Regions from separate parts of the Homo sapiens genome. Here region 2 is linked to region 1. A link is an interaction called in ENCODE POLR2A ChIA-PET data of the cell type or tissue named here. Cell type or tissue: PC-3. All regions are shown on one strand. Links, peaks and the distances in the headings refer to the core of each region. The heading gives the core; the rest is flanking DNA. Region 1 has its middle 19 kb from the start of NRP1. Region 2 has its middle 37 kb from the start of LINC02628.

What was found. ChIA-PET counts read pairs that join two places held together with the same protein. Peaks named below come from ENCODE experiments on the same cell type or tissue, not always from the same donor. Only the 100,000 strongest peaks of a DNase experiment are listed, where the experiment ranks them.
Region 2: POLR2A ChIA-PET joins it to region 1 with 10 read pairs; 2 of 35 experiments call an interaction of 5 or more read pairs at or near these places.

What each region holds. Positions count from the first base shown.
Region 1 is chr10:33,349,138-33,358,789 of GRCh38, reverse strand. No RefSeq gene overlaps it. Among named protein-coding and RNA genes, the nearest start is that of NRP1, 19 kb to the right of the region's middle. In PC-3, for the core only: no CTCF peak of the experiment used is centred there; a DNase peak (open chromatin) is centred at 4,749; H3K4me3 peaks cover 662 bases; H3K27ac peaks cover 1,609 bases.
Region 2 is chr10:33,559,516-33,569,167 of GRCh38, reverse strand. No RefSeq gene overlaps it. Among named protein-coding and RNA genes, the nearest start is that of LINC02628, 37 kb to the left of the region's middle. RefSeq lists an enhancer at 2,322-2,823. In PC-3, for the core only: no CTCF peak of the experiment used is centred there; no DNase peak of the experiment used is centred there.

The DNA of each region.
Region 1 (9,652 bases), core at 3,776-6,275:
TTTGCCATCTGACTTGTGGATCTGACTTGTGAAAATTATCTTGAGCTAAATTTGCAGAAATATTACTATCATTTGCTTCTCAACAGCTTATATTCTAACACTAGTTTTCCTTACATTGTGTTTTTAAAAATTCCACCTTTTCAGCCCCAATATGTAGCTGAAAAAAAATCAATTAAAAACTCCAGGAGTCTGAGACCAGCCTGGCTAACATGGTGAGATCCCGCCTCTATAGAATAAGGAAAAAAGTTAGCCAGGCATGGTGGCTCTCACCGGTAGTCCCAGCTATAGAGAAAGCTGAGGTGGGAGGATTGCTTGAGCCCAGGGGCCCATGGCTGCAGTGAGCCATGATCATGCCACTGCACTCCAACCTGAGTGACAGAGTGAAACCCTGTCTCAAAAAACCAAACCAAACCACAACAACAACAATAACAAAACAACAACAAAAAGCCACCCAAATTCTATGAAGGTTGAAACCAGTGGTATTCCACCAAGTCACAACAGCACTGACTCTGACCCCACACACGATTGCCCTTGCCTATTGGGTGAGGGGCGGTGGTGGGGGGGTTGACTCTTGACTTGCTCTGTCATTGTCACCACATGAATCCCTCTGCAACTCTCTGGAGGTTCGTGGGTCCCCAGTGAGAACACAGTGCCCTAGCCCAGTGGTTCTCAAACTTCGGTGAGCAACAGAATCAACCAGAGGATTGTTAAGACACAGATTACTAGGATTTTATGATTCAGTAAATCTGGTCAGGGGTCCAAAGATTTTCATCTCTAACAATCATCAGGCCAGATGCTGATGCTGCTGGGCCCATGACCATGCTTTGAGAACCACTGCTCCACCATCAGACGGTTCATGCTCTCCATTCATTTTCCTGGCTTCTTGCCTTTACTTGTGTCCTTCCTGGAATGCCTCCTACCTCTCCATTTCCTGAATTGTACCTGCTGAAATCTTACCGGCCCTTCAAGGCAAAATTCATTGCCACTTCCTCAGGCTGTTTTCTGTTCTCTCTAGAGTGCCCCTTCTTTCCTCTAGGAGACAGCTAGGCAGGTCACGGTTTGGTGTGTACACATTGTACACAAGCTATGGGGTAGGCTCTGTATTAGTCCATTTTCTCGCTGCTCATAGAGACATACCAAAGTCTGGATAATTTATAAAGAAAAAGAGGTTTAATGGACTCACAGTTCCATGTGGCTTGGGAGGCCTCACAATCATGGCAGAAGGCAAGGAAGAAAAAGTCACATCACTGGGCACGGTGGCTCATGCCTGTAATCCCAGCACTTTGGGAGCCTGAGGCAGGCGGATTGCCTGAGCTCAGGAGTTCGAGACCAGCCTGGGCAACATGGTGAAACCCTGGCTCTACTAAAAATACAAAAAAAAATTAGCCAGATGTGATGGTGCGCACCTATAATCCCAGCTACTCGGGAGGCTGAGGCATGAGAATCACTTGAACTGGGGATCAGTGAGCCGAGATTGTGCCACTGCACTTCAGCCTGGGTGACACAGTAAGACTCTGTCAAAAAAAAACAAACAAACCCTCACTTCTTACATGATGACAGGGAAGACAGAATGAGAACCAAGTGAAAGAGGTTTCCCCTTATAAAACCATCAGATCTCATGAGACTTATTCTCTACCATGAGAACAGTATGGAGGAAACTGCCCCGATGATTCAATTATATCCCACCAGGTCCCTCCCACAACACGTGGAAATTATGGGAGCTACAATTCAAGATGAGATTTGGGTGGGGACATAGCCAAACCGTATCAGGCTCCTAGGAAAATGCCCAGGGCACAAAGATGTGTAACTACACCATTTGAGCAGACCTCATTTATGTATCTCACTCTTATTCACTGAGTTAAAAACTCCTTGATTGTGAAAACGATGTTTTATTAATTTTGATATCCCCTAGCCTAGCGTACATCTAGGCATTTAATAATATTACTTCTAACTTTAATTGGCTCATGAAAAATATTATTTATGTATTCAACAAATACTTGTTGGATGTGCCATGATGAATGAGACAGATGCAATCCCAGAGCTCATAAGAGTAATGACAATCATGATGATTTATTGAGTGTTTATTATCTGCCAGGCACTATATTAGATGCTTTATGTTTATTAACTCATTTAAACCTCAAAACAAATCTACATGGTGGGTACCATAATTACCTTAATTTTACATCAAGAAAGCCTAAATAAGGTCATACAGCTATGTAAGAAAAAGGAATTAGGGTTTAGAACCTGGGCAATCTGGCCCCAGCGCCATTTACCATGACATTATAGCTGATGAAACATTCTAGCGAGGAAGATGGCATTAAAGGTGAATGAATTAAATACCATCCTGATATGTACTGTGAATGAGCAGTACAGGATGCTATGATGTTATGTGGCAGAAGGGGAAAATCCAGATGTTTTGAGGTGGTCAGGATGGGTTTTCTTGAGAAAATGATTCCTTAGCTCAGACTTGAAGGATGGGCATGAGTTAAGAAGACAAAAGGGAGCAGGTAAAGTGGTATTACCAGTCAAGGAAAAAGCATGTGCTTCGTTGAAATGGGCTGTGAATCATGTAAGGAACTGAACGAATGCTTACATATTCTGGTGCAGCTAAAGAGAAACGTCAGAGCCAGCCCATTCAGAGAATTAGACTCCTGTTAAGGATTCAAAAATTAACCCTCGGCCAGGTGCAGTGGCTCATGCCTGTAATCCCAGTACTTTGGGAGGCCAAGGCGGGTGGATCACGAGGTCAAGAAATCGAGACCATCCTGGCTAACATGGTGAAACCTGTCTCTACTAAAAATACAAAAATTAGCTGGGCTTGGTGGCACACGCCTGTAGAGCCAGCTACTCGGGAGGCTGAAGCAGAAGAATCACTTGACCCCAGGAGCAGGAGGCTGCAGTGAGCCAAGGTCACGCCACTGCACTCCAGCCTGGCGACAGAGTGAGACTCCGTCTCAGAAAATAAAAATAAAAATAAAAATTCACCTTAAGAGCAATGAGAAGTCACAGCAGTCATCTAAGTAAGGCAGCTGTGTTACCAAGTGTCAGGTTAGAAGGGAATAAGTACAAATGTGGGGAGATGGCTGAGGGGCTACTACTACTACAGTCCAGACAAGTGAGGAAGGTGGCTTCTATTAGGGTGTTGGCAGTAGGAAAAGAGAGGAATGGAGAAAAATAAAACTTGTTGACTAACTGAGTGAGCACTGAGGGAGAAGTGCCAACAAGAACTCTAATTGCTGTCACACAGAGGGATGTGACAGAGAGTGACTGCAGGGGTGACTTAATTTGAAACTTGAGTGCCAAAGGGGAATGAGTCTTGTAGAGATCTACGAGGGGGGAGGTAAGAGGAAGTTCCAAAGCCCTGAAGTGGCAATGCGCTTGGCTGGTATAAAGAAGAGGAAGAAGGCAGCATGGCTGGGAGGTAGTGGGAGAGAGGATGCCAAGGAGGGCAGGAAAGGGAGATGGGGAGATGGGGTTTGGATCATGAGAGCCCTGTGAGCCAACACAAAGAGTTCAAAATTATCCTAAGTTAAATGGGACATAGAAATACATGTGCAAGATTAAATACAGTATTTGTTGTTATGTAGAGTCAATTATAAAAAATCAAGAGAGTACAGAAGAAGACGTGCAGGAAGGTACCATAACAGTTCAGGTGGGAGATACTGGTGGCTTAAACTAGGAAAACAGAGAGAAAGGAATAAACTCAGGGTGTATTTTACACGTGGCAAAGGTGAGACCTGTTGCTGGATTACATGTGGCAGTTAAGGGAAGGAGGGAGTTAGATTCTGCCTTGAGTGACTTGATGGCTGTGCTCACTAAGATGGACGGTACTAGAGGGGGAACAGTTTAGGTGGTGAGTGTCAAGAGTTCTGTGTTTGGCGTGCTAAGTTTGAAGTGCCTACTAGTCTTTCAAGTGGAGAGTTACACTGGCAATTAGATAGATGAATCCACACTGGCAATTAGATATATGAATCCCGAGCTCAAGCCCAAGGCTGGGGGTGTACTTTTGGAACCTTACTTAAAAAGCCATGGAAAAGAATAAGATCACCTAGTGAAATAAGGAGTAGAAAGGGGTATAGCACTGAGCTTTGGGATACCCCAGCTAATAGAGGTTGGACAGGCAGCAAACGATGTGAGAAGAAGGTCAGGAAGAAAAAACATCAGGAGATTGTGTTGTCACAGAAGCCAAGAGAAGAAAATGGTTCTAAAAGACAGAGGTCAAATGCGGGACAAATGAAAGGCTTGGATGAGGCCAGAGAAGTGACCACTGCCAATGACCACCTGCAGGTCTCTGGGGACCTTAACAAGACTAACATCAGTGAAAAGATGGCAGTGATCACCTGATGGAACTGGGTAAGGAGAGAAAGTGGAGGGAGTGATGCTAACTTATGTCCTAAGTTGTATCGTGATAAAAACCAGAGAAGAGCACAAGAGCTGGAGGGGATACAGAGAATACTACAGCATGTTTATTTGTTTTAGAGACAGGGTCTCACTCTGTCACCCAGGCTGGAGTGCAGTGGAACCATCACAGCTCACGGCAGCCTTGAACTCCTGGGCTCAAGAAATCCTTTCTCCTCAGCCTTCTGTGTAGCTGAGACTACAGGTGTGCACCACTATGCCCAGCTAACGTTGTTTTATTTTGTTTTTAAAGATGAGCTATGTTGCCCAGGCTGGTCGCAAACTCCAGGCCTCCGGGAATCCTCCTGCCTCAGCCTTCTGAAGTGCTGAAATTACAGGTATGACTCACTGCACCTGGCCACTACTGCTTATTGGGTGCAGATAAAAAGGAGTCAGTGAATAAACTGATGATGTGGGAAGGAAAGAGAGAGAGAGAAAGAATAAATGTAGGACTGAAGTTCTTGAGAAAGGCAGAGGAGGTGCCAAAAGTGGAGGGGCTGGCTTAGCTAGGACCAGGGATATTTTGTCTATCAAAATAGGAGAGAAGGAATACTATATGGGTACAGATGCAATTAAGTTGGTTGATTTGGTGAAAGAAAGAGTAGTTAATTCATTTTCACTTTCTGCTTATATTTTTTCAATGACGTATGAGTTGAAAAAGCGGGGCAAGATAGAACAGTCAATAGAGACGTTTGAAAAGGTCATAAGAAGGTGTGACATTGTCACATAAGCATGCAACAACCTGGGAAATAAAGTAGGGCTGCACTACAACAGTGTCCAGTTCAGTTGTGGTTATGAATTTAAATGAGACCAGTCAGCACAATTATGTGATTCTTCCCCCTAACAATGTTCAGCTGCTTCGGCGACAGCACGGAATAGACGGATCATTGGTGGAAACAGGGATGGAGATACGCCAGGAGTGTGCAATGAAGAATAAGAGGGGTAAGCAAATGAAAGAAGCGATTGTAATGATGGGTGGAGAATAAGGAGGGAAGAAAGTGTGGACAATCAAGATCTTTAGATTTGAGATCTTGATAATGTACAAGAATTGCTGCTGTGGCATACTAGAGTATATGATTGGGGGAATATGATAGGGTATAAAGAGAGAGGGATGTTGAAAACCAAGATTCTGATTTTGATTTTGCTGGATTTTTGTTTCTCTTGCATTATAGGTCATAATCAGTTATTCAAAATCCCTTTGACCAGGCACTTTCACCATTCAGAAATTTTCCAATGTCACAAAAAAATAGGATATGCATGCCCTATGTTACATAACCCCTGTGAGATTCAAGGCAGCATCCTCTAATCAAACACATGAATATTTCTGTAGCAACACCATGGATTTTCACACTAACTGGGATAAGGAAAGACTATTCACAGGCTTGCAATAAGTAAGGTCAAGTCATCTTGCCAAGGAAGTTTAGATCTGGTCAGGTTTGGTCTCCAAATGAGTGGTCAATAAATAAATAAATGCAGATGTCAGTTCTATTTGAATTTTTCAGTTCTATTTGAATTTTAAGATCGCAGATAAGAGATTGTGAGCACAATAACCCTCTGTGCCCTGAGGCATTTGATTTTTTAAATATTTCTCTTCTTTCTCCTAGGAGAGTTCACACATTTCCATAGGAAGAGAGCCACACCGCACAAACAACAGGTGTAATTCTAAGGTGCTGTTTCTCCGAATGCCACACATGTTTACCACTGCTCATCTCAAGGAATCAAAACCCAGTTTCAACTTTTATACAAAACCCATGAAAGACTTAACCTTCTATAAAAATATGTGAACAAAAGTAGACTCCCTTCTGGGAGGATTGGGAGGGATGGAGGAAATTATCCCAGAGAGTGCCGGCTCGGGAGTCGCTCTGAGGTCAGCCCCAATCCTTTGGTTTACATTTGTAGGGAGGATCCACCCAACAGCTGTGCTTTAGTCATCTTTAGAGATACTCTCTCCCACCCCCTACCCTAAAAAACACAGAGTTGAATGTGCTGAGAAGTATACATTATGCTGCATTGTGTGACTGTGTAATTACTGTCCTATACATGCTGGACCAGAGATTGACTGAAGACTGGAGAATTAAACAAAGTTGTGACTAATTCTGGATCAAATCCAATAGGCAGATGAATAGGGCAATCCTGATATTTTGCCAAAGCCAGGGCTGTAGATAACTGCAGTGGGCAGGAGGTAAGTGAAAGAATTAGTTGAGTGAAAGTTTTGATTAGGAGGTTGATGAGTCTGACACATTTGTTTAGAATGGTGTCTTAGGCTAGATTCTTTTATTAAAAAAAAAAAGCAAAACAACAACAAACTTTCTCTGTTCTTAAGTTTTAGCATTGTTTCCAAGGAATTAATGAAAGGTACTATACTTAAATTTTTTTAAAAAAATTTACCAATATGAATATTTTTTCCTTTAAGAGAATTTTTTCTAGCCTGAGATTCCTGAACCACCAGAGAGCCATAGAGTTTGCAATGGTGGTCCACTTAGAATTTAATTTTTCCAAAAGCTTAAGAGAACCATGTATTTGATTATGATAAGGCTAAGTAAGCTAATTAATATTGCAAGTATATCCCTGACAAAGTGCATTCCAGGTGGGAGAAAGAGAGTGAGCAAAGGTAGAAAGGTAGAAATCTGCAGATATCCAGAGAGTTCAGTCCAACTGGACAGAGCATCAAGGTAGAAGCAATGGGATTGAAGAACAGAAACGAATATCAAGGCTCTTAAGTGCCAGGCTGAAAAATTGGAATGTAGTTAGTTGGTTTGCAAAAACAATGCTCTTGAAGGGTTTTTGAATGAGAAAATGGCATTATCATATTTATACAGCTTTTTTCCATAGAAGTCAAACCACTTCATGTACTTCGGTGTCATTAAATATGTCTATGGCTTTAGGGTAACATCAAGTAAATTTGAGTCCTCATTCTAGTTTTCATTGACTTCCAAGACCTGGAATTTATAAATTAGACTCTGCCTGTGCCTCAAACTATCTGAACTTAATTTTACTCATATATAAGTGGGGATAATAATACTAATCTTATAAAGTCCCTGCAAAGATCAAATGAGAGAATTTATAAACCACATTGAGTAGGATATGGCACCAAATGGATGTTCATTAGAAATCAGTTCTCCTCCCAGACCCTCCATGTCTTCTAATAATTAGGATGATAACATCAGAAAGAAAATACACCCCCATGTGAACCTTTTCATTATTTCTTTTTTTAAAATTATTTCTTTATTCAGCTGAACAAATTTTATATGGCCACTTGCTAGGCCCTAGGATACAAAGATGAATAAGATAAAGCTCTTCTTCTAGAGTGTTCTACAGTCCCATAAAGGAAGCAGAAGCTACATCAATAACCAAAATGCCAACTGAGAAGGAGAATTAACAAAATGCTGGGGAGCAGAGAGAGGATAGGGGACAAATCCTGGCCAGGGGATCTAGGAAGTCTTCACAGAAGAGAAGATATTTCAGCTGGGCTTTGAAAAATGAGGAGGTTGGTGTGTAAGCAACTTAGAAGGATAAATGTGAGAGTTCCTAAAGCAAGAGTGTGGCCAGGGTAGGCTGGAACAGTAAGACTCCAGGAGGAATATCAGACCAGGTTATTAAGGAATATATTTATCCCACTATGAGTGGAACAAAAGCATGATACTGTACACACGTGTACACATGTGCATGCATGCACACACATGCACACCCATGCACACTATCCCAGCAAAGAATTAAACTGAATATCTGCCAAAGAAATTAATATGAAACACTAGGACTTCACCAATATCCATGGATTTGAGAAAGAACAACACACAGGACAGAATGACGGTAACATAGTCTTGGGTCAATTCAAGCATTTCACACAATTGGAAGCTAAAGTCCAGAACAAACTCAAGCTTCTGAAAAACACAATCAGTAAAATAGACTTAAGGCCTCCATTGTCTAACTCAGGTGGCCTCCTGAAACCTGAAAAATTTTCCTGAAACATTTTTGCAAGCTTGGGATGCAGTGTTAGTAGTATACTATTTAGAACATAATAATTGGCCCACTTTTTTTTACTATTCATACCATATTTGTAGTAAGGGTGGCATTAAAAACCAACAAGGAGGACCTAGTCAGTTATAAATCATATTCTGTGACCGTAGTGGAATAGTTCTATCATTAATCACACAGATGAAGAGGTTTTACCTTTAAAAAAAAAAGCGGGTAGCTGGAGCAGGGAAAACAGAACATTAAAAGTTGAGTCAAATATTTGTATGACAGTTGTACAAATACCATTTAATGTGATGTGGACTTACCCTCTATCAGGGGCTATTCTGAAAATTCAACACCTAACTCTCCCAACCCTATGAGGAAGATACTAGTATTTTTCCCCACTTTATGATACGAAATTGAAAGGCAAAAACATTAAGTAACTTGCCTGAGGCCACACTATTAATGATTGGTAAAGCCAAAATTTCTATCCAGGCTGACAATTTCTACGGTCATTTAACTTCTATAGACCTGTCATGCATTAAAGCCTTTAGAATTTAGAAGTGGATAGAATTTATTTGCAATTAAAATTTCCCAGTGATGAACTGATAGGATCAAATGGCAGGATGTCAAGAGTGCATATTTACAACAGTCAGAAAGTTAGGTCTTCAAGACCTGTTCCAAATTCAGAAGTTTTGATGGTGGTTTTTGTGTACATATAGGTATCTATTCTTTCCAAATGAAGTGCAAGATTCTTGGGGGTATGAATAATGTCTAATAGTTTTCCATATTCTTTTTTCCATACTGTTCCATGTACACAGTAAGCAAAAATACTTGTTGGCTGATTTTGAAATCCTTTCCACTGGCTAGCCTTTTAGAAGAGGGTTGATTATCCCTCTTCTGTGATACTGAGCATGAAGGCAACAGAACAGATTTGTGACTTCTAAAGCTCCCTTCCAGGGCTGTGATTTGGTAGGGGACAAAAATAGACAGGAAAAAGCACCAACATCCTTATGTCCTTCTGTGGCACAGTTGGAGAGTGCTATGCCAGAGTTTCTGATTTTAAAGGTTGTTTGAGAAAAAAAAAAAAGATAAAATGAAGTTCTGAGCAATTCTCAAAATCACTTATTGATCATGTCACCCAGCTCTTCTAAATTCCAACCTGCATATATAAGAAATATCAAATTGGTGTTGGGAAAAAGAGCTAGGTTTTCTGACGGTCTCAAGGATATATCAGCAATAACAGCAAGCAGTCTAAATAGTTCCAGACTTACGACATTCAAAGACAAGAGGACCAATC
Region 2 (9,652 bases), core at 2,724-5,223, 210 kb before region 1:
CACAGGAATGCATGAAAAATCATATTTAAATTTTGATGGTAGAATCATACCTGATAAAATCCCTTACCAGCAACCACTGTTGTTAGAAGCTCCTGGCTTTATAAGATGGGAGAGAGCAGAAAAACCTCAGTTGTTATTTTAGTATTTCAGTACACTGATAACAGCCTTAAAACATCATTATTATTACTTCTCTTATAGATTAAGAATCCTCTCTGGAACTGTGTAGGAACTTCTTCCTGAACAGAGCTGACACTGGTGATGAAGTGGGGTCATAATGAGAGAATTGTAAGGGAAACTGGTTGCAAATGCTGTACTTGTTCAGTTTATTTGGTCTTGCTTTAAAACAGTTCAAGTGGTAAAATCTCTCCTCAGTCACCAAGGAATCATAGCTATGGCTAAGTAGCTGTGAATTTGAGAAGGAAATGTTTTATAAAGAACAGTTTCATAGGATGCACTGGTTTATGGCCATGTTAGGGCTGACTTAGTAACCTGGGTTGCTTGGGAGGTACTTTCATGCCAATTTATACCTCACTGTAGGGAAAGGCCCAAAATATCAGAATTTCCTTCCCTTGCTATCATTACCACATCTGCCTTCTCCCTGCCAACATAAAGTATGTGCCCTGAAAATGTTCAGCCTTTTTATTCTTTTATTTATTTATTTATTTGAGACAGAGTCTCACTCTGTTGCCCAGGCTGGAGTGCAGTGGTGCGATCTCCTCTTGCTGCAACCTCTGCTTCTCAGATTCAAGTGATTCTCCTGCCTCAGCCTCCCAAGGAGTTGGCATTACAGGCATGCACCACCGCACTCAGCTAATTTTTGTATTTTTAGTAGAGACGGGGTTTTGCCAATTGACTCTGGAAGGTAACCGGATCAAGACCACTACCTTTTCTTGCTTTTTTTTTTTCTTTTTTTGAGACAGAGCCTCACTCTTTTGCCCAGGCAAGAGGCACGATCTCGGCTCACTGCACACTCGGCCTTCTGGGTTCAAGCAATTCTCCTGCCTCAGCTTCCTGAGTAGCTGGGATTACAGGTGTGCACCAGCATGCCTGACCAAATTTTGTATTTTTAGTAGAGATGAGGTTTCTCCATGTTGGCCAGGCTGGTCTCAAACTCCTTTCCTCAAGTGATCTGCCCACCTCCCCCTCCCAAAGTGCTGGGATTACAGGCATGAGCCACCTTGCCGGCCTCAGCCCTTTTATTCTGATGCATGTGAATTAAATTGGAATTTTATGGTAGTTTATAAAGTAATTTACATTTTAGAAAATAGGCTCCTCGGCTCTGAAACAGTTGAGGATCATTTATAAGGACAGAGTGGGCTTAGGTACTGAAGGAATTTTCTCTAGAGCTAAGAATATAGACATTGTCCTGAAAAGATGATATAAGGAAATTATTTTCCAAGCTTTGGATTTTTTTAGCATGATATTGTCCGGCCAGGTTTTAGAAGCTCAACAAATGCTCAATATGTTGCTTATTTTGTAGGAAATAGCAGGTTTGATACAGCCTTTCCCTTAACATCTTCGCTATGCAATTTGAAACTGCATTACTGGGGTTCCTCCTCAAAGTAGGGTGTATGCAATTCCATGGGGAAAATCCTGCCCAGGCCTAATAATAGATGAATAAAATTCTAACATCCTTGGGATTTTCACATGATTGTCAGAAGGCAAAACAGAAGATGATGTAAGTTTAGCAGATATGAATTTTTGGAGTCTATTTTCAATGTACTCTTTAATATCTCAAGTGAGGTAACTTCGTGGCTGTTTATGCTCATTATTTAGTAACAAATAATCAGAGAAAAGCTCTTTGCAGGAAAACTGTTCATTTTGAGTAATAAGCTGGAGCTTAAAGGAAACAATTTTCCTAGCTGTTCTCACTTGCTCTTGATAGGACTAAGCCCCCTGGAGGAGATGAAACTGAAACATTAACCCACCGCGCTGCACAAGTCACCTGAGTTTGCTGAAGGTGCATGGAGATGCCAGGGAGAACCCTCCTCTGCCAGAGAAGAGGTTTTGTAAAATGCCGGCTAAGGCTTTTGGTATCATCTATTTATTAAAATAGCAGCTTTGGCCGGGTGTGGTGGCTCACGCCTGTAATCCCAGCACTTTGGGAGGCTGAGGTGGGTGGATCACTTGAGGTCAGGAGTTTGAGACCAGCTTTGGCAACATGGGGAAACCCCGTCTCTACTAAAAATACAAAAATTAGCCAGGCATGGTGGCACACGCCTGTAATCCCAGCTACTCGGGAGGCTGATGCAGGAGAATCACTTGAACCTGGGAGGGGGAAGTTGCAGTGAGCCAAGATCGTGCCACTGCATTCTAGCCTGGGTGACAGAGTGAGATTCCGTCTCAAAATAAATAAATAAATAAAATAAAATAAAATAAATAAAACATAAAATAGCAGCATTATGGTCTCTCCGTTTCTTGTCACTCCGAGGTGGTCCTCCTGAGGAAATTGGAGCAATAGAAAACTCAGCTGCACTCTGCCTCTCTGCATGGGTGGTTTGTGCTGTCTTTTCTCTCAGGAAGTCTTGGGATCAAAAGTGCTGAGCACAAACAAAAGGGGTGGGCCAGCTTCCTTGCCCCTTTCAGTTCCTTGCCGTTCTGCACTTGAATAAAAAGATCCATGACATTGTTTTTGTGAGTAAGCTTAGATGAAGGGCCCTGGTAGGTTCCTTTTCAAATACCCAGGAAGTAATGTGTCTTATAAAAAGTAACATTTGTATAATTAAAATAAGATAAAGTAATAAAATAATAAATAATAAGTTAAACCAGGCTGAATGTCTCCTAGAGACACTAACAATAGTAGTATTTGAGTATAAGAAAATAGATGAAAAAAATAGATTTCATGTGAAATCCAGATCACACTGGACCCTTCTGATCTAATTAAAAACCTTTCAGCCTGGCTGGTTGGCTTGGCTGTTCCATGCTTTCTGTAGAGTATTTCCACCAGAATGTGGGAGTTCTGGGAAGCCTGAGGCCGTGTCTGATGTGCTGAGTGATAGGGAGCTGGTTAATGTGGTTCCTGGAAGAAGCGATGACTTTTCTCTACGTGCTGCTTCTATTCTGAACACACCTCAAACCACTCAACACGCTCCTTATAGATCTTGGTTAAAAGCCATTTCCCAGCCCCCGAAGTGCAGCTATCATACGTGGGACTATTTTTGAAATTTATCAGACAATGCACCATTATATATTTGAGGGAGACCTTAGATTTTATTTGTGAATACATTTTTATTTGAAATGAGATGTTTAACAATGTTAAAAATGTTGAAAAAATGGTAATCATGCCATCTCAACACAACTGCTGCCATTTTTTGCTTATTATAATGTTCATGTTTTATATAGCTGCAATTGTAGTATCATTTTAGCTCTGCTTTTTATTTTAATAACACTTCACATTTTTCACATTGCCATATATTTTTCTTAGCTATTTTTCTCAGTGTCTGCATCTTAATTTATTGTGTAATGTAACTACAATGTCTTGTTGACTGTTCAAATTGTGACTTTTTTTCGTTTCCTCTTTCTTCATAGGGTTTTTGCTTCTACTGAATTATTTTCTTGGGATAAAGTCTTAGGAATAAAATTACTAGGCTACAGTTTATGACAGTCTTTGTTGTTCTGCCTGTTCTTTGTCATATTTCTTTCCCCAAAAATGTTTATAATACCAATGCCAACAGTAATATAGCAGTGAATGTATAACACTGTTTTTTTAAGCAAATTGCTGATACTATTTTTTTTTTGCTAATTCAGGTGAAAATAAATCCTCAAGTTTGCTTTAGTATGCAGTTCTTTGGTTATGCTTGTGAAGATATAAATTATTTCTCCATGTTTGTTATTTGTATTTCCTCTTGTACCAATTATCAGTGTGATAGATTTCATAATTTCTCCTGTGCTTTGGATTCATCAGTTTTACAATGGGGTTTAGAAAACTTGCACAGCTGATTAGGTCTCCATAAACTACCTAACTCTTTCATTGCCCTGAGGAATGGCTTTACAATTTTTTATATATATAAAAGTATATATATATAATTATGTATAAATATATACATAATTATATTCTATATAAATTATTTATATAAATATATATTATATAATTATATATAATTAAAATATTTATATATTATATATAATAATATAATATATATTTATTTATATATAATATAATGATATATAATTATATATTTAGATAATTTTTTTTTGAGACAAGGTCTTGCTCTGTTGCCCAGGCTGGAGTGCAGTGGCACAATCTTGGCTCCCTGCAGCCTCCATCTCCCAGGCTCAAGCAATCCTCCCACTTCAGCCTCCCAAGTAGCTACGACTAACTACAGGAACGCACCATCATGCCTAGCTATTTTTTTTTTTTTTGGTAGAGACAGGGTTTCACAATGTTGCCCAGGCTGGTCTCAAACTCCTAGGCTCAAGTGATCCCCCTTCCTTGGCCTCCCAAAGTGCTGTGATTACAGGCGTGAGCCACCATGCCTGGCCACAATGATATTTTGATTCATAAATGTTACTGAACAAATATTTGGAGCCACTGTTGGTCGGGCTCTATGCTTTCCTTCTGTGGTCTCATTATAGTCCATATTTCATCCCATTGCAGAAAAGTCAGCAGCAATAACCTTAAGCCAGTTACTCTCAGTGGAATAATAACTATTTTGCCAGAGAATTAGAACTTTAGAAGACTTAAGCTATTTAAGGCACATATCTTAGCTGAAGAGTCCAACTTTTCCAGCACATGTAAAGGCCCCTCTGTTATTGTCTAGGCAGACAGCATTGTTGCTGGACCAAAAAACTCCATCATCTTCCTCAAGTTCAATCAGTATCCTGAGTGCCTAGCACAATTCTTAATGTGTAGCAGGTGTATGATCACTATGGATGAAGGAATGGATATAGCGTGATCACAACATTATTCTTTTTTTTTTTTTAAGATGGAGTTTCACTCTTGTTGCCCAGGCTGTAGCGCAATGGCACGATCTCAGCTCACTGAAACCTCTGCCTCCTGGGTTCAAGTGATTCTCCTGTCTCAGCCTCCCGAATAGCTGGGATTACAGGCTCCCACCACCATGCCCGGCTAATTTTTTTTCTTATTTTTAGTAGAGATGGGGTTTGTCCATGTTGGCCAGGCTGGTCTTGAACTCCTGACCTCAAGTGATCCACCCACCTCGCTCTCCCAAAATGCTGGGATTACAAGCATGAGCCACCGTGCCTGGCCAACACTGCTATTTTAATACATAGATGATACCAAAAGCCTGGCCAACATTATTCCTACTACAAATAGGATGTTTGAAGAGGATATGGATTCTTTATTTAATCTCTAACTGACCTGATCTTTTTTATGAGCTGGGAGCCCATTTGCTAGGTAGTGGGAGAAAATCTTTAGATCAGTTTAAATCTCCATTGGAAACAAAAATTGACACTCTCTTTTGAGGTTTAACTTAGCCTTTTCGGTACAATTGAGCAGTCTTTCAGATTGGTCCTCTGTCTCCTGGCTTGTCTCTGAGATGTTACTCCAGGGACCGCAGATGCTGGGCTGACTTACATCGCCTGGGGAAAGGGGCCCCCAAAGCGGATTTGACTCTGCTCTAGCTGCCAGAGCTGATCCACATGTTGGTGGTGCTCTTGGTCACTATGGCTGATGAACTCATGGCCTATTCCTGTGCAAGTTGGTCAGGTCCCTGAAGGTTTGGCCTTTTCTCATCAGCTGATGGTGCTGCAGTCACTGCCGAGTGTCTGGCGTATCCCCCATCTGTCCCTGACCCAGCCTATATGTCTCTCAGGCACCTTAACAGCCACCATCTATTGGTTCAGTAGACCCACATAGGCTTGGACCACCAAATAAGCCACCTCTGCCTAACCACGGTGCTTCCTCTTCATAACTGGGCCAAGGCTGCCTCATGTTGGAGAAATACACAAAAATGCAAAAAAGAAAAGGAAGCTAGCATTTTCCCAAACATTACCACTGTTCCGTGAAAGAACGGGTGTTGACAGATATTCACAAAGAAGTATATTGCATGACCCTCAGCGTGAAGAAACTTACAAATACATTTGGAAGGTGGCTTGGAGGAATGTCTTGAAATCTTAACCCAATATCTCATACCACCTATAAAACTGAGATTCAAACATTCTTGACCTGTTCTTGGTTACTTACTCCTTGTCACTGTGGAGGAAAGAGTGAAGGTTTGTAAAGAGAGAGGCCAAGAGTCTAGTGCTAATGGAAGTCCTTCCAAAGGGAAAGAAAGATCAGGGGTGTGGAAAAGGTGCCATACTCTCACAGTTCATTCCAGGTATCATTTTCCCACACTGGAGGGAACAAAGATGCCAGAGAGGCTCTGGTAGTGTCTCTGCTTTTGCTAGGACTAGTCCTAAGCTCTTTTGCTTCCTTTCCACCTTCTTACTGATTTTCTCTCCTTACTGCACTCCAACCTCCCACCCAAAGGACCGAGGCAGCATGAAGAAAGCTACCCAGGCTTTTTTTCTCAGCACTTCTAGCCTACTACAGTGGAGAACCAACCAGTCTCCATCTTCTAAGTGGGGGATCTTAATAACGTTGACTGCCTTAAAAAACAAGCGCAGTATTTACTTTCATAAGACGTTTGACCTCCAAGTGACATTTTATATTTATTTGTATTGTTATTCTTTTTACCAAAAACAAAAATTTTAGTCAATATCTTGATTGAAATTAGGTTGCTATTAAACTTGTTTCAGAAGTCCCGAGTCTGTGCCAGCAGAGGAATGGGGAACCAATGGCGGTGAATTAGGAGGTCTAAGAAGCAGCCAGTCCAGGATCTGCTATTTTCAGCAAGTAAATTCCCCACTGAGAGTCAGGGGTTGCATGCTTTGCTGGGAACGGTGGAAGAAAGAAGTCACATTCTGTTTGGCTGTCAGAGAGGCACTCACCCCCTAAGATTCAGGGAAATGCTTTTGAATAAACTTCCACCAAGTGAACTGCGGGCAGTAGTGGGATATCACCCTCTAAAGTCTCCCCGTGGACAAATCCCATCCAGGGTGTCCGGGCTCACTTAAGGAAGGAGGTGCTGGTGCCCGCTGCCTGCTCCTGGCAGCTGTAAGAAAATGGAAGCAGTTTCCTGGAGTCTGAGACAGGAATGGTGGGGGGCACAGAGGGTGCCACTTTGCTTCCCATAAGCAACACCTCTCCTTGTTACATAATTTCCCCCCAAACCCACACAGTAGGCAAAATGCATGCTAAAGAGGCTTTCCTTAGCCAAAATATAATTTTCTGCACACTGTGATTAACAAAGCCTTCTTCTTCGCACCATGGGTCTATGATTGGCCCTGATTACTCAACAATAGGACGTCAGGGGTAGGGTACTTGGTTTCCTAGCTCATCTTCTCCCTTTTCTCCCATCAAGCAATAATCATGGTGATTCTCAAATGCTAAACTCACTAAGGGCTGATTTGCTGCGCTTGCCACTTATCCAACCAATTTAGCAGCAAGGCCCTCTTGGGACCTTATCTCTGGTTTGAATCATGTCCCCCACACCTGAGAGTGAATGAAGACGTTGTCTGATCTGATGAGAATACCGGGTGATTTGTTGTGTGGCTGATTGAATCTCAGGTGAAGGGCAGAGGTGGTGGTGGCCGATGTGGTCACTGGAATATGGTGGCACCCATGACCTTTCTTCACCTTCCCCCATCTGAGTGCCCACCAGCCCTTCTAGGTACGCACTGGGCAGCATGTGCCATGGCAGGGGAAGCGATGGAGAGAGAGTTGCAGGACACCATGGGGACACACCTGCTTTGCACATGAGGAAGAAAGCTGGGACCCAGGGGGCTGATTGTGCTGTACAGACTCAGAGGTTCAGGGTGTCAATGTCCCCACCCCCATCCCCACAGAGGGAATGATTTGATCTGAACTCTACTGGGGGCATGTGTGACAGGCACCACGGCAAGGCTGCCCTTTCAAGGAACCATAACCAGGCGTCAGTGACAGGACTTCATGAACTTGTTAGCAGGGTGAGTTTGTCTTTCAGTCCCCTTATATACCTTTTTGGACCCTTCTCTGTTTCCTTGGGTTCTCTACTTTGAATATGTGGCACTGTGTCACCCATGTACTACCCAAACTATTCCTAAATATTTCTTGAAAGTATCTTAGCTAGCAAGAGAATCATAATTTTTTTTTAACTTGGCAAAAATCTTTTCTTCCTATATTGACTAACCTCAACCCCAAGTGTCCCCTTGGGCCTTATTTCTATCTAAAATAACTGTTAGTATTGAGTTTTCCTGCCCTGACTCTTTCCTGAATTCCACTTCTGCCAAAACTTGCCTTCCCTTGGTCTCCTCACTTTAACCTCTTCCCAGAAAACTTGTGGAGTCCATGCATTGAAGCAAGAGGTAAACAGACAATAAGCAATATCACATGTCTGTTGTAACTGGTGATACAATACCTTCACCCAAAGAAGTGACTTCAATATCAGGAATCTTAGACCCTCAGTCAGGGAAATGGATGGATGGGGTGGAATACATCAGCTTTTCAGAGCCCTTCAATTCCCATTCGCTGCCCACTCAGATTACACTTAGGGTAGCTTAATTGCCACACACACCCTTGTTCCAAAGCTATATGTGGGGCATCTCTTTAGAGTGGCCATTTTTTCCCAACTGAAAATTAAAAACTATGATCTAAAAAGCAGTACCTTATGAAATAAGTTGTGAATTTGTGGATAGAACAAAGAGAAGTCTATAAAAACACATTATTTAGGTATACAATAGAAATAATTCTTATCAAAAAGAAAACGATTGTAAGGAATTGGAAGTGTCTCAGAATATTGAAGCTATGTGGTTGTATGGTTTCCGTGTCGGGTACTATGGTGACAGGGCCATACACAGTGGAGGGAGAGCCTTGGGTCAAGAGACCGTGGTGATTATCACGGCAGTGCCACTAGCCAGATGTGTGACTTAGAACAGGTCCTCTAACACCGGAGGATGTCCTTCTTCTTATCCTCTAAACAAGAAAGAAAATAGAAAAGAGGTGCATACAGCATTGACTGCAGCATCCGACGAACCTCAGTTTCAGTTATGATGCTGGCTCTGCCATGTGTTAAGTAGTGTGACCTTAGGCAGGTGACATCGCAGCTCTGAGCAGCAGTTTCCTCATCTGTAAAATATGGGTAATAACAGTGGCCAGCTCATTGGGCTACACATGGTATGGTTAACAAATAATAAGTCATTATTATTGAATGATAAATGGTAGCTATAATTATAAAATTAAAATATTATGATGAGATTAATTAGATTCAGGATTCCTTCCTATTTTAATCTACTTATTGGGAGACAAGGAGAAAGGAAATCGAAGGAAAAGTTTATAGGCTGTTACTACACCCTTATTTTTCCTCCATTTACCTCAGTGATCTAGAACAACCTAACACACTTTCCAGACCTGAACCACTCAGCCAGTTCCCTTCTCACCTCACTCCCAACCAAGAACATTTCTGGAGAAGAGGTAGACTGTGTATCTTAAGCAGAATTCCTCAGTTTCATTTCCCAAATGAGCTCTGTCGGGAATCCAGAATCCATCTCTCTAATAGTGACCTTCCCCCGTGAAAATTAAAGACTAATTCATCTAAAGACAGCCAAATGCAAAATTGCATTTGTAAACTAACACAAGCTAAATCATCATTCTTAAACTTTGTGGCAAATA